Regions from separate parts of the Homo sapiens genome. Here region 2 is linked to region 1. The links are chromatin loops, found by intact Hi-C in ENCODE. Cell type or tissue: natural killer cell. All regions are shown on one strand.

What was found. A loop is a pair of places that touch in the nucleus more often than their neighbours do. Peaks named below come from ENCODE experiments on the same cell type or tissue, not always from the same donor. Only the 100,000 strongest peaks of a DNase experiment are listed, where the experiment ranks them.
Region 2: a loop joins it to region 1, with 2.7 times the contacts of the local background. A loop is called at or near these places in 4 of 110 quality-filtered maps.

The regions. Positions count from the first base shown.
Region 1 is chr14:97,180,734-97,188,733 of GRCh38, reverse strand. No RefSeq gene overlaps it. Among named protein-coding and RNA genes, the nearest start is that of LINC02304, 30 kb to the right of the region's middle. RefSeq lists an enhancer at 7,788-8,000. In natural killer cell, no CTCF peak of the experiment used is centred here; a DNase peak (open chromatin) is centred at 3,353.
Region 2 is chr14:97,580,778-97,588,777 of GRCh38, reverse strand. It overlaps LINC02325 (long intergenic non-protein coding RNA 2325), which reads right to left. Exons shown (of 5, transcript NR_110166.1): 5 at 7,395-7,580. Among named protein-coding and RNA genes, the nearest start is that of LINC02291, 100 kb to the left of the region's middle. In natural killer cell, no CTCF peak of the experiment used is centred here; no DNase peak of the experiment used is centred here.

The sequences.
Region 1 (8,000 bases):
GAAAATTCAACAAAGGATTCGGTGGGTACTTGAGAATGATGGCAATGGAAATAAATGTGAAGACATATTATAGATGCATATTTAATATTGTTGTGTTTATTGCTTCATTTGTAAAAGTCAACCAGCTAGAAACTGTGAATGAATAAACTCCTTACCAGATATAAGATAGACACAGTGGTAAGGTGTACCTTAACTCTTACCATTCCCAAGGCAAATTAATTTAGAAAACCATTGCTTCATTATAATGAATGTGGTTCTTCTGGCTGGAAGGAAAAAAAGCAAAAGTAATAGGCATCTCTTCTTCATCTATTCCTGCCTTTCCAGTTACTGCACTCCCCAAAATGCATCTTCTTCCAGGCTCAGCTCAAGTTACCTCCTCTGTGAAGCTCCTTGGGCTTCCCTGGAAATAATTGCTCTTTTCTTATTTTGGCTCTCAATGTGCTTTGAATCTCAAGCCAGCATGGCTCTAGATCCTTGTAATTATAGACAGATCCACCCCTCCTCACCAACTGGGAGGCCTTTGCAGGGAGAGACTTCCTCTTACCAAGTTTATGTTCACAGCACCTAGTCTACCTTCTCTATCATGCTGGAGGAATGGAACTGGCCCAAGGCAATGTCCCCTACTTGGTATTTAGGAGACTAGGTTTTGCAACCCCACACCAAAACACGATAGTCTCTGCCCTTAAGAAATGACAAAGGGCTAATATCCAGAATCTACAATTAACTCAGACAAATTTACAAGAAAAAAACAAACAACCCCATCAAAAAGTGGGTGAAGGATATGAACAGACACTTCTCAAAAGAAGACGTTTATGCAGCCAAAAGACATATGAAAAAATGCTCATCATCACTGGCCATCAGAGAAATGCAAATCAAAACCACAATGAGATACCATCTCACACCAGTTAGAATGGTGATCACTAAAAAGTCAGGAAACAACAGGCCCTGGAGAGGATGTGGAGAAATAGGAATACTTTTACACTGTTGGTGGGACTGTAAACTAGTTCAACCATTGTGGAAGTCAGTGTGGCAATTCCTCAGGGATCTAGAACTAGAAATACCATTTGACCCAGCCATCCCATTACTGGGTATATACCCAAAGGATTATAAATCATTCTACTATAAAGACACATGCACACGTATGTTTACTGCGGCACTATTCACAATAGCAAAGACTTGGAACCAACCCAAATGTCCAACAATGACAGACTGTATTAAGAAAATGTGGCACATATACACCATGGAATACTATGCAGCCATAAAAAAGGATGAGTTCATGTCCTTTGTAGGGACATGGATGAAGCTGGAAACCATCATTCTCAGCAAACTATCGCAAGGACAAAAAAACCAAACACCGCATGTTCTCACTCATAGGTGGGAATTGAACAATGAGAACACATGGACACAGGAAGGGGAGCATCACACGTCGGGGCCTGTTGTGGGGTGGGGGAAGGGGGGAGGGATAGCGTTAGGAGATATACCTAATGTTAAATGATGAGTTAATGGGTGCAGCACACCAACATGGCACATGTATATATATGTAACAAACCTGCACATTGTGCACATGTACCCTAAAACTTAAAGTATAATAAAAAAAGAAATAACAAATTATCTGCCCCAAAGTCTCTGCCTTTAAGAAATTGGAAATTCTACTGATTCGATAAAACATGAAACAATGAAAGAGACATGTAAGATGCTAAAGTGCAAATTTAGGGTGATAGACTAGACTTTTTATAATAATCAGAGGAGAAACTCAAAGAATTGGAGCCAGGATGGGGGCAGAGATACCAAGATGAGAAAAACAATCGTGTGTATTACTCCACAGAGCCTGGCCCAGCATAGAACTCTGAAGAAAGCTCTACTTTTTTCTTGTACAGAGTCACCATGTTTCCTATAAGACCATATTTTACAAGGAAGGAAGGGAGGGAGGGAGGGAACAAGGAAGGAAGGAAGGGAGAGAGGGAGGGAGGGAGGGAGGGGAAGGGAAAAGAAAGAGAGGGGAGGAGAGGGGAGGGGCAGATGGGAGGAGGGAGGGAGGAAAAAAAGAAAGGAAGGAAAGAAAGAAACAATGAGAAAGAGAGAGAGAGGAGAAAAAAGTACAAAACATCAGCTCCCTGTCTTCCTTACAAGTATCTTTCCATGATTTTCCAATTGCCAACTAAAGTTCATTTCCAGATGTGAGTTCTTTTTCATTTGCAATTCAACAACGCTCCTTTACCCGGATCAACTCTCTTTCCAAATTAGGGAAGCCCCAGGATGGCCAGAGCGGGTCCTCCTCATCTGTTCTGCACAGCACCACACTTCCTTTCCCATTCTCCAAAAATAAGTGTTCTGGAAGAGTTCATCTACTCTGAGGTTTGGTTTTCTTTCACTCACATCCCCGTGCCTTCCCTCTCCCCCCACCAGTCCACTTTTATTCCTCTCTTCTTTTTATTAACATGTCCACACTGTTACTAAACATAAAGGGCTTCTTGAGGAACTAATTTCAGCACATTTGTTTGGGTATTATATGGATGTTCAGAGTGGAGATCAAGAGGCACAAAAATAGATTTTGTTGATTTATGAGACCTCACTGTTTTCAATTCCCCATCAGTATGGGCAGGCACGATGCAGTCAAGAAGCGAAGCATCTGCTTCCCGCACGTTTCATTTGTGAACTTTAGCACCTGATGTAAATCATTCATAAAATCCCAAAGTGTTGGAAGGTACTCGTCTCTCGTTTTCATAAACATATACTCCACATACTGTACCTAGTGCTTTCTATCATTTGTTACAAATGGTAGGAGCAGAATTTTAATGACTACCAGAAATAAATTCTCAGCAGCAGGAAGGAAAAAAGAAAAGGAAACCTAGTTCTGGTAGTTCTGGAAACCCTAACATCCATTCATCACTTACCAGAGTTCTTCTAGAAACAAAAAGATGTCGCATTAGGTTATCGCCATCCTATATCTCCCCCTAAAAAGAACCTGAAGGAAGATGGAATATATTAGCTCAGTGCTGCTCTTTTAGATTCTTCTTAAGGGTGTCAGATCTGTGTTCATAGAGAATCTCTCAGAGATGGCTGGAAAAGACATTTGCATCTGGTAGGCAGTAGCCCTGTCTACCTTCTTTGGCCATACTCTTTGTATTACCTTGACACCATTGAGATGTTGACTCACATGAATTGAACATCTGAAGAAAACACAGTTCCTGCTTTCAAGATGTTCAGAGTCTTGCGGGGTTAGAGGACAAACACATATGTCAACAATTAACACCATGGGGGTGGGACTGTGAACCTCTCTCTCACTTTACCCATCCCCATCTTCTAGAAACAGCAGATAGATTTGGATGGGAGGGTCGGGTCAGTTGAGGAACTCTGCCATCTTCTGGCCAAGAAAAGGGCAGGTGGCGTACACAAGCTCAGACAATCCGGAGTGGAATGACACAGGAAAGAAAATGAACAAAACTTATGCATTCCGACAGTGGTGGTTGGTCCAGTTCTCATCCTCTCAAATTCTAATTGTTCAGCCTTCCTTCTGACTTTCAAACGTCCAAATTAACTTTTTTCTGCAAAAGTCATCCAGAGTTAGGTTCTGTTGTTTGCCACTGAGGGACCTTTATGGGTACCTCTGGAAAACACTGCAATTATTAAAGAATGTAGAGGGTTCAAGAAGGGTGCAGAGTAGAGAGTGATTATTTGATCTGGACAAAGGAAAGGAAGCTATCAGAGAAGGCTTCACGAAGGAGGTGACATTCAAAAGATTAAGAATTGGAGTGCACAAGATAAACTTCAAAACGCTTTTGCAAGATACCAAAGTTGTGAAGCTAAGGGCTCTGGCTCTAATGACTTGGAAGAACATAAGTCCTCCAATTAAAATCAACCAAGTATCTTCTTTGAGTGAGGAATCATTAAAAATATATATTATTTTCTTAAATCCTTTCACATAACTAGAGACTCCCAAGTCTTAGGCTTTTTGGACTGTACCAACCATTTTCCTTTTCTCTCTTCAGAAGGAAAGCTCTCTTCTGTTCCTTCCAAAAAAGAGATGCTATAATTCCACAAATCTCTCATATAATAATATAATAATTATGAGGGGGGTGAGGGGAGGCCCCTGGTTAGCTTATACTTGAAATTCTGTCTTAAAGAGACTAGAATGAGAAGAATAAGTGGAGAATGTGGATAGAATTTGGCATTTCTACAATAACATTTCCTCATTGCTTTGTAGGTCAGCTAGAAAGAGAGGACCCAGGGGATCCTGCATTTAATAGGTCAATTGAAATTTTAATGAGAATATCTATTTTATTTCTCCCAGAATTTAACCAATTCATTCATTTATGCAACCATTTGCTCATTTATCAATCAACTCATTCATTCTTGATTGTACCCTTTAAAGATTCATTAACTTATAGGAGGGTTATGCCATATAATCATAATGAAATGCACACAGAATTTTCTTTCTGAAATTCCAGAGGGGTGGTTATTCTAAGTAGAAACTATGTTGGTCTGGGTGTCCTGAGATCTGGATTCTAGTCCCAGCATTGCAACTTACTAGCTATGAGAACAAACCCCGCAGCTTTACTTTGCTCATAATTACACAGGAATAGTCATTGCTGTTCTATCTGCATCAGATAAGATGCAGAAAGATGCAGTCTTTCTGTCAGAAAGACTGAATGAACCCATGGAACCACAAATCCTTCGTAACCCAAATTCTCGATCAATGACATGATAGGATTCCCTGGGTTCTAGCCTCCTGCCATTAGGAGACGTGTATGCTTAACAAAGTCATTTCCACAGCCTGCACCCAATTTCCCGCCTCTGGGATATGGGATGGGAGCAGTTAACTACCCAATTTCAAATATTCTTTCCAGCTCAAAACATTTGTGACTCTCCAAAGTGACTTGTCATTGTATATTTAAAGTGATATGATTGAAGACTTCAGTCCTCCTTAAACTAGAAGTCTAGCTTAGGGTGTGTAGAATCTCGAGCAGGCCTTCCTCCCATGGGAAAGCAGCTTAGTCTCAACTGGGTCATTAAAGCCTAGCTACACCAGTGTTCCCCTTGCCTGGTGCACATCTACACCATCTGGAACTTCTGGTGGGACACATAGGAAAGCCCGTAGGCCTACCTGTGCTCCAGGGGCCTGCCACCTTGCTGATGTCACAGCAGGATAAAGAGATGGTGGCCCTGGTTGAAGGCCCAGGATGCTGAGATGCAGAATTCATGCCCACCACTAGAAGTGCTTCATTAATGCCCTTGCCCCATGTACTTTACCCTGCAGAACAGAACCCTGGATTTGACTTCCCTAAAGCTCTGATGTCTTGCTTGCCTTTGTCTTATTCTTTAACCTGAGATGGCTAAGACCATTCACATCCAGCCTTTGCCTGCATATTTCTTTCTCTCTCTGTCTCTGTCTCTCTCTCTCTCTCTCTCTCTAAATATCAGAAACAGTAGCTAACCTCTTTGAAGTGCTTACTCTGTACCTGCCACTGTATTAAAAGCTTTGCATGCCTTAGCTCACTAGACTCTCATGAGAACCTTATGATGAGGGTCCAACTACTTTTACTCTATTTTATGTGTGAGAGAGAAGCGGGTCCCAGAGGAGTGAGATGACCTGCTCAAGACTTCCTGGCTAGTTGGTGATGGAGCTGGAAAGCAGGCCAGGCCTGCCTGATACCAGGGTCTTAATCATGGAGCCCACTGCCATGTTTGAGATGATTTCTCCCTTGAATTCTTTTCCTCTCTGCTATTTCCATCTCTCTCTTTCCTTGCACACCCACGTGCACAGGGCAAATAAGAAAATAAGAGAGGTACCACCCAACCTATCTTGCAAACCTGACCAAGTTCTTTTCCCTCGCTTGGCCTTAATTATCAATGTCACATCTTTAAAACAAGGCCACTGTGTCCCCTTTAGGCCTGAACTCTTAGTTCTTTATTCAGCTTTAGAAATTTTCTCCAACATCTTTATTATAACTTATATTTCTACTGTCCTGATCTCTTCCTTAAAGTGTACAATATTTGCTCTTTTTTCTCTGTTCTCCATGTTTATCATGTACTCTCTCAACATTTTTACCTTTTTCTTTGCATCTTCAGTCTAGGAGGATTCTCAGGCTTCTCTTCCACATCCTGAGATCCTAAAGAAATTTCCACATGAAAATTTCTTTAACGTCAATTTTGCTGTTTTTCATCCTAAAACCTATGTAGATTTTATTATCTTGCTCTCTCTGTGTTTCCTTCCATTATTTTCTTATTTAAGCTTTCTATTTTTGCCTCTCTGTCATCATGTCAGCCTGCTTTTGTTTTTTTCTTGAGATTTTTTGCTCTTTTTCCAGAGACTTCATCTTCATTATGCTATTAAGGATTTTAAACATTTAAAAAATTTTAGAAAACAAGAAAGAAAGTTATCCTAGATGCCTTAAGGTGTGAAAGAGAAGCATCTATTCTATCAGATGCAAAATCTCTGGTAGAGATGTATGTGTGTATATGTGTGCGTGTGTGCAAGTGTGTGCTATACATGTATCTGTGTACTATATATGTATATGTGTGTACTGCATGTGTGGATATGTGTGTCTGTGTGTATTTATGTGTACTATGTGTGTGTACTCTATGTGTGTATTTGTGCATGTGTATGTGTGAGTACTGTGTGTACATGTGTGTACTGAGTGTATGTGTGTGTACTGCATGTGTGCACGTGTGTGTATTTGTGGATTTGCATGTATTTGTGCATATGTATGTGTACATGTGGGTACTGTGTGTGTATTGCATGTGTGTACACTGTGCATGTACATACAGAGTGTGTACTATGTGTATTTGTTCATATGTGTGTATGTGTACATGTGTGTAGTGTGTGTACTGCATGTGTGTACATACAGTGTGTATATTTGTGCATATGTGTGTATTTGTATATGTGGGTACTGTGGGTATACTGCATGTGTGTATGAGCATACTGTCTGTGTGTATTCATGCGTATGTGTGCATGTGTACACGTGGGTACCGTGTGTATACTGCATGTGTGTATGTGTGTGTACTGTGTGTGTATATATGCATATGCATACATGTGGGTACTATGTGTGTGTACTGTATGTGTGTCTGTGTGTGTACTGTGTGTGTATTTGTGCATATGTGTGTATGTGTACATGTGGGTACTGTGTATACTGCATGTGTGTATGTATGTGTACTGTGTGTGTATTTGTGTGGATGTGTGCATGTGTACATGTGGGTACTGTGTGTATACTGTGTGTGTGTGTGTGTGCTGTGTGTGTATATGTGCATATGCATACAGGTGGGTACTTTGTGTGTACCGCATGTGCGTGTGTACTGTGTGCATATTTGTGCATATGTGTGTATGTGTACATGTGGGTACTGTGTGTACTGCATGTGTGTATGTGTGTGTGCTGTGTGTGTATTTGTGTGTATGTGTGCATGTGTACATGTGGGTACTGTGTGTGCCGCATGTGTATGCACAGTGTGTACTGTGTGTATTTGTGCGTATATGTGCATGTGTACATGTGGCGTGTTTGTGTGTGTGTGTATGTGTGTGTGTGTGTGTGTTGCAGAATGGGTGAGAAGAAGCTAAATGACGTTCCACAGAAGAGGACACCCCTGCTTCCATGTCCTGTCTCAGGGAGCCAGGTTCCGAGAAGGCTGCCTTCGCCTTCCTCACCACCCACTCCTGTCGCACCAACCTTCCGGGATGATCCCGCTCTTCCATGACTGGCTGGCTCTGCGGGAGGAAGGGTGCGGAAGCTCAGCAGCGGGCGACTTCACAGGAAGCTTGCCAGGCTGCCGCGGAAGCCACAGAGCGGGAGCTTGGATGTCAAGGTTTGGGAACTAAAAATACGAAGTGAATCTGCAGTGGGCAGATGCAGAGGCCGTTGCTCCCGTGGACGGTGTGCTGCCCCCCACCAGAACCTTCCAGAGGAAAGGGGGTGCCCCATGCCTATCATCCATGGAGGCGCCGAGGCCGTGTGGGACACGCTTTTCCATGCTGGAGTCTTCACTGTGCTTCCTTCAGGAGCTGGAGG
Region 2 (8,000 bases), 400 kb before region 1:
AGTTTCCCTTGCACGCGTGTTCCCTGGATGCCAGACAAAGAATCAAAGGAGAATACTTTGTAGCTTTAAGATTCAATGACTGCCTTGCTGGGCTTAGGACTTGTGTAGGGCCTGTTATTTCTTTCTGATGGCCAATTTCTACCTTTTTCAACAGGAATGTTTACCCAATACTTGTACTACCATTTTACCTTGGGAGTAAATAACTTGTTTTGATTTTATAGGCTCATAGTGGAACAAGATGAGTCTCGGATGAGAATCAGGACTTTGGACTAGACACTGGAATGAATTAAAACTTCGTGGGACTATTGGGAGGGTATTTTGCAATGTGAGAAGATTTTGATTGTATTTTGCAGTATGAGAAGAACATGAGATTTGGGGTGGTGCCAGGGTTTGATTGATATAGTTTGCATGTTTTCTCCTCTAAATTTCATGTTGAGTTATAATCCCCAATGTTAGAGGTGGAGCCTGGTGGGAGGTGTTTGGGTCATAGGAGCAGATCCTTCATGAATGACTTGGTGCCATCCCCTTGGTGATGAGTGACTTCTTACTCAGTTCATGTGAAGTCTGGTTGTGTAAAAGTCTAGAACCTCCCCTTCCCCTTTCTACTGCTTCCTGTCTCACCATATGATGCGCGGTCTCCCCCTTCACCTTCTGCCATTACTAAAAGCTTCCTGAGGCCTCACCAGAAGCTGAGCAGATGCTGGTGCCATGCTTATATAGCCTGTAGAACCATGAGCCAATTAAACCTCATTTCTTTATCAGTTACCCAGCCTCAGGTATTCCTTTTTAATAATACACAAGGACTAATACAGGTGGCTATGTGAAAAATTCCAAATACTTAAAATGATTCCTCCTTTTATGCCTGCTGCATTTATAAAACAACATGGCACCAATATCTTGTACTTGCTCAAAGTCTCTAACAGCTAACAGCTCCCCAGCAGCCCTAGCAGCCAAAAGCCAAAAATAAAAAAATAAAAAATAAAAATCTAAACTAAATATTGGTTCCGTGGTGTCAAAAATGGTCCCTCCTCTCTTTTTTATACCCAATGATCTACTGTAGTTGCCACCCATGGCCTGTCTAGATTGCACCATAACCTACACTGGGTCAGTGCTTTATAGGGGATTTTCTCCACATTCTGACTCCACTTACAATTTGTGAAAATGCTTTGGAGTTATCCAGTCATATTACACTAGGGCTTGATAGGTCTGAAGGAACCTAAGTTAGCAAAGTCTATTTGGGTCCCCCCAAAATTAAGAAATGCATATTTGAAAAAAAAAGAGAGAGAAAGAAAAAATATTCTCTAGAAGTGAGAATTTTGGCTTAGAGCCCACATTGCAGTGTGAGGAGGGGAGGGGCAGCAAAGTCAGCCTCCTTCTTAAAAATTTGCAAGGTTTTGGGTTTTTCCCCGCTAGCACTCTCTCCAAATATGCAGGTACCTAGATTTTTTTTTTTCAACTAATTCCTGATTTCTGTGTGGATTATGTCCTGGTATTTATAAGTCTTGATGTCTGTCCATGATTCCACTTTCCTAAAGCTAAGCATCCAGCAGGGTCTCTCATACTTGAAAGTAAGTGTTGGCTTCCTTGATAGGGGCTGGGGATGGGGATGCAGGTGCAGTCAGGATGATTCCAAACTCATTGTAAAATTCTTCCCATTTGATAGACACTGTCCAAAGCTTCTCACAAAACCAGAAGTGCAGTCCCGGTGTCACCATCACAAAAATCTTTAAGGTACCTCTTAGATCCTAGCTCCCAAGCTGGGAGCTACTTTCCAGATCTTTTTGTCTTCTTAGGAGAAAATTGGTGAATCTGGGGTGGCTTTTTTGATGAGCTCCTGTGAGAAGCATACTGGAAGGTGAAAAATTAACATCATTCATACCTCCATCTAATAGGAACAATTTTTTACAACACATTTTTATTATTACTCCAAATCACTCACCTTAGTCAGCATGGCATTCTGGTTTTTATATTTGGCTCAGTCATTTGATGAGGGAGGAAGGAACCAGTTGGGATAGTCACACAAGGATAGCCTGATTCAGTCCCATATTTCATTATATGTAAAAAGGAATTCTCCAACCTCTCTGGAGTATCCAGGAGGCTCTCCCATCCATCCTAAATATATTCACCCGCTCTCACTAACTGATTCACGTATTCACTTGTTTTCTTGATTGCTGTGCTCAACTTCTCATGTGTTGATTCATTCATTTGTTCCATATTTATTTACTTTTTCGTCTACTCATTTCATTCATTAGTTGACTGCCTCACTTAGGCATTCATTGATTCATACACTCATTCATTCTTTCCTCCAGTAAACATTTACTGAGGACCTGCAAGGTGGCAAACATGACAATGGGTTCTGGCTCTCAAGCTACTCACAAACTGGTGAGTAAGGCAGGCATATATCATACAATAAAGTACTCTCATTGTCATGTCCCAAATATTAAAAGTGAGCGTAAATATTAAGATGAGCTTTTGGACCTTGGTCTAATGGATTTGCCAGATGGGGATGGTGAATAAGGGCACATGAAGCTACAAGAAGAACATCACAAAGTCTCAAATTCTGCAAGTTCTCAGCATGTTCAAGGAATGATAAATATCTTCATGTGGCTCAAGTGAGAATGAAATAGTGAAGAGAGATAGAAGATGAAGCTCAAAGTCAGGGCTATGTTATGACTTTGAGAATTCATGATGCCATGTGAAAATGCTCAGACTATCATTTGAAGAAAATCATCTAGAATGCCATGTTATATGCTATTTACTGAGTCCAGATCTCAGACAAGTTTGTGTGTTTCCATCATTAGCAATTGAGTAATGGCCTCTACTTGCCTTTCTAGTCATATTTCCCATGGCTGTCTTATATCGATAGTCAGTGTAGACATGAGGACATGAGGACTTAGAAGAAGGATATTTATTTAAGCTCTACATGTTAGAAATACTTTATGCAGATAGAAGTATGTCCTTAGAACATCTTATGACCAAAATTCCTATCCCCTACCCCAGTAATCAGAGGCATTAAAAAGATAGACTAAGCCAGGCAACTAGTTAAAAGGCCCTCAAGAAAGTAAATGTGTACAGTTAATCCTTCATCCCCCAGGAAGAGAAGACCACATTCAACTACAGAGATGGAAATGAGAAGCAGAACATGATGAAGATATTCCTATATAAGGTTGGAACACCTAGAAACAAGGAATTGGTGAATGAAGTTGCAGGGTGAGGACATGTCAGTGGCCATGAGCAGAACTGTGGAGTAGACTCCACTAGGCTGTGTTATACGACACTCGAGTCTTTTACTGCTTGATGGAGCTTGGCTGGGTTCACCAAACCTACCAAATCCTGTTGGGCATTTAAAAGACCACTTGGGAATGAAATGCAAGTGGATGCTTTTGTAAATAATTTTTGGACTTTTCATTCATGCCCAGGGAGTGAACTGATTTAACCATGTCAGCCTTCTCAAGATCTCATACCCTAAGCATCTGGTTCCTTTCAGTTTACATGTTGCTTGTGGGTTCCCACCCTCTGCCATAAACCCCTTCTCTCTCCGTCCCTGCACTCTGAAGTTGTTTTTACTTATAACAGCCCAGCTCTGATGCCATCACTTCTAAGATGTGACTCCACGGCCACTCCAGAGTCTACTCTAGTGGTTTCTCCTCTCTCTAATCTCCCATCACTTTTTCCAACAAAGGTGCTCCTGCACGCTCAGAAGAATCAGCATAGTTGGAAATGACATCTTGTCACCATTATCCCACAGTCAGCTAAAATAGCACCTTCTGGTCAGCTAGAGATGAGTTAACACAGAGATTACTCTCCAGTTGTCTGTAGCCTACAACAAGGTCAATGAGAGTCTAAGGTCAGTGAGAGTCTAAGGCAGCTTAGAATCAAAAGAGAGCTACAAGAAAGAGTTCCACTGGAAGTAAGAGGAGAAAGAGATCATTCAGGTGGCAGCCAATCTAGAGAGTGGGTAAGTTCATGTTGAGTGCCTCCCAGGAGTCACCATCCAGGGTTCCCTGTGTATCAGTGCCATGTCCTGCCTTGCCATAGGAGGTCACTGTCAACTCAGAAGTGCAGAGTGGTCTGAAAGGTTCCATTAGAATTGCATGGCAATTTATGCCCCGCCCCCTCAATAACATCTCCCTCAAGAACACCCCTAAATACACAGATCGCAGGTTCCATTTGCTTTCCTGACAGATAAACAAGAGACTGTAGCTGAATGAGTTCAGATACCATGCTTGAATTCTCTGCCCTGCTGTATTAGTAATTTACCCAAGTGTCTATCAGAAGCCAGGAGTTTGTCTCAAATTTTATAATCTCCCTCAAAACTGTACTACCAAGACAGCCCTACTGACACAAATGCAAGACCCCTCCTTCCTACAGGTTCTGAGTTAAAGTTGATGCAATAAATGTAATTAATAGATCTTCTTGACCAAGATGTGCTTGCTAGTTGATATGGTTTGGCTGTGTCCCCACCTGAATCTCGAATTTTAGCTCCCATAATTCCCAAGTGTCATGGGAGAGACCTGGTTGGAGGTAATTGAGTCATGGGGGCAGGTTTTTTCCATGCTGTTCTCATGATAGTAAATAAGTCTCACGAGATCTGATGGTTTTATAAAGGGAAGTTCCCCTGCACCTGCCCTCTTGCCTCCACCATGTAAGACATGACTTTGTTTCTCCTTTGCCTTCTGCCATGACTGTGAGTCCTTCCCAGCCATGTAGAACTATGAGTCCATTAAACCTTTTTCCTTTATAAATTACCCAGTCTCAAATATATCTTTATTAGTAGTGTGAGAACAGAAGAAAAGTTGTTGACAAAGACTAATTGTAATTGGGGCTTAAAGGTCACCTACTCTTTTATGTTCCCCCTCACCTTCTGGCACCCACCCGTTGACCCATCTACTTCTTCATTCACCCATATATCCATTTATGTATAATTGGTTGACTCATTTATTTATTCACCACATTTTTTCATCCATCATTCATTCACTCACCCATTTTTGAATGGGTGACCTGGTTAAAGCATGTGCTGGGTACAACGTTACAATGGGTTTGCCATCTAGGGATTGAGGGCACAGAGTGAAGAGAGGGCAGGAAGTAGACTGCAACATATAAGCAAGTGACTTAAGCCAATATACAAGGGGCATGCTAGAAATTAGCACCAAATGCCCAGGGAACCCGTCAGCCTTGTCTGCATTTAATGTAGTACTTTCAGAGAGTTCTAAAAAATTTAATACTTATAAACTCAAGGTCCTCAGGGGAGGAAAAGAAAGATCAGAGGAGGAAAATAAATGTTAGCAAATGAAAGGTTCTAGAGGAAATCTCTTTCTTCCCACTGACTGGCTGAAAAGAGAAGGGAGAGCTCCAGCCGCCGGCACACGCTCCCCAGGGCCAGTGTGTGGGGTCAGGCTGTAGAGCCTTTAAGCAGGCACAGCAAAGGAACAATCATTAGCTCTCACCGGAGGGCCCAGGCCCCTGGTCTCCTCACCCTGGACTTGGTACACAGGGGTCTCAATGCATAGTTGTCATAGTGATTTATTTTCTTACTCTAGCTCCCAGGACTTAGATTTGGTCTTTGCTCACCTAGGTTTGCTCTCTCAACATTCAAGACAGTAATCTGCCTTCCTAAATAGGGCCAGCTTGTATATTTAGAATGCGTACCCTGCCTTTATTGGATCTTTAGAATCTATCCTCCAGTGCCCAACGGTCCATAGGTTTCTATCAAAATGAATGGAATTTGGACAATATGATTTCAAATCATGTTTCTTCACTTGACACTGTGTAATCCTAGACAAGTTACTTAACGTCTACCTCAATTGGATCATCCATCACGTAAAGAGAATTCTTACTAATAACAAATTATCTTGCTTCATTGATCCCTCACTGTGTCCTAACCTTTTATTAAGTACCTTATATCATTCTTTAGATGCAATTCTCAAAACAACTCTGGGGGAAAGATAGCTTAGTAGATTATATTATTGCTCAGAAATATATACTCTTTCCCCCACTTTGTGTCTAGGAAGCAGAGTCTACTTCTCCACTAAATGACTCTAAGTTTGGTCATGTGACTCAGTTTGACCAATGGGCCACCACTATTGTAATGTCATCAGAGACTTCAAAAGCACTTTTGAGATGGAGCCTGCTCTCTTGCATTTCTGCCATTGCCATAGGTAGAATATGCCTTAGCAAGCCCACTTGCCCCACAAAAACACAGAACACGTGGAGCAGAGCCACCCACCCGATTCAGAGACCTGCAGTGAGAATAAGACCCAAGGCAGCTGCCCCTGGAATCAGAACCCTCAGCAGAGTCCAGCCTAGATCAGACATGCCCCAGCTGAATCACAGATGCATGCATGATAATAAGTGGCTGTGGCCTAAACTGCTGGATTTTGTGATGGTTGGTTATGCACCAAAACTAACGAATACAATAGCATTATTATAATCCATAAATCATAGACAAGCACAGTGGGGAATAATACAATTAAGTAAAGTGACCAAGGTCATTCAACTAGTAAGAGGCTGAACCAGGCCTTGATCTATTAATCACTCTGCAGTATTGCCTTCCTCTGTTTTGCCTCCTTTATAATGTGATCTCATCTGATATTGTTATGAGAATAAGAAACACTAGTGCAAAACACCTTACCCTGTGCCTATTAATTTATTGGGGATGCTGCTATATGACAGTCACTACCAGCAGAGCTTTGCATTAATTATAGCAATAAAATATTGTCCACTCTGGTGACTTATGGAATGATGGGGCAGTTCTGTGCAGATCTATATAATTGTCCCCAGTGGACCATGGGGCAGCAGAAATATGTCCTGTGCATCTTGGAGTGGCCTGGGCTACTACTGTGCCTAGCACAGGGTAAGCTCCAGAGATACTTGCTAGAAAAAATGTTTTAAGAATTAGCTGAGTATTTGGGTGCCTCTTTACAGACAAACAGCTTCCAAGAAGACCTGTGACAACAGTGAAACTTAACAGCTTTCTAATCTAAATTTCTTGTCTCTCTGTTATTGCATTCACTTCCCTAAAAAGTACATATCATTTTTTCTCTTTTTGCTTGCCTCCTTTATACTCACAGACACAACCACACATACATACTATTTTGTCAAAACAGTAGTTCAACAATAACATACTGCACCTTGGCACACTTGCGTCCTTGCTAAAATTACACCAAGCAAAGTTTGTTGTTGGTTACATTTTTAAAAAAGACACAATATCCCATCTCATCAGCTTCAAGTTAAAAATCACTCTGAAACTTGGGCTGCAGCATATAGCACCGAGTGTGCACACACACACACACACACACACACAGCCTGTATTTTGCACCTCATGAAGTTCTGTCATATCAGTTGCCAACACAGAAGGGGCACATGTCTGAGTTTCTTCGCTGCTCCTAATTGCACTGCAACAGGAATGCTTGCATCTTCTGCCTGGGAGGGCTGTGTTATTCCCCAAGGTCCAGAGAGAGTGCCGCTGCCTTTGTTCTTTGGCTTGGCTGAGCGTGGTGGTTAGACATGCCCCTTACTTCCTGCAATGTGCCAGACAGGAGCTTGAGAGATCCATGTCCTTGGCAGTGCTGCAGCTTTGTCTGTAACACAAAGAGGAGAGGCTGGGATGATGGGTGAGTAATTCCTGCCTTGTGGACCCGCAGCCTGAGAGTATCAGCTAAAGCAGAGGTCACACCCCTGCTGTCCCTGGTGCTGAATTTAGCCTGTGACTATGACTTGTTCAACCTTATTATTTTTTCATTTGATCTAATATTTCAAATGGGAATTTTACATCTACAGCCTCAGCTTCTCTTGAAAAGTTGGAAAATGAGGCAACAGTGGGCTCCATTTCTGCTTGTAGCCACAGCGGCTGGAGCTGTCAGGGGCAGAATCCTTCACACCTCATGGACGCTCACTCGCCATCAGGCACGACCCTAAACACCTGTCATCTCCCTTCAGTAGGGCCTTGTTTATTCTTTTGTTTTCTTACAATAGAATACAATTTCCTTTGTCTGCTGTGT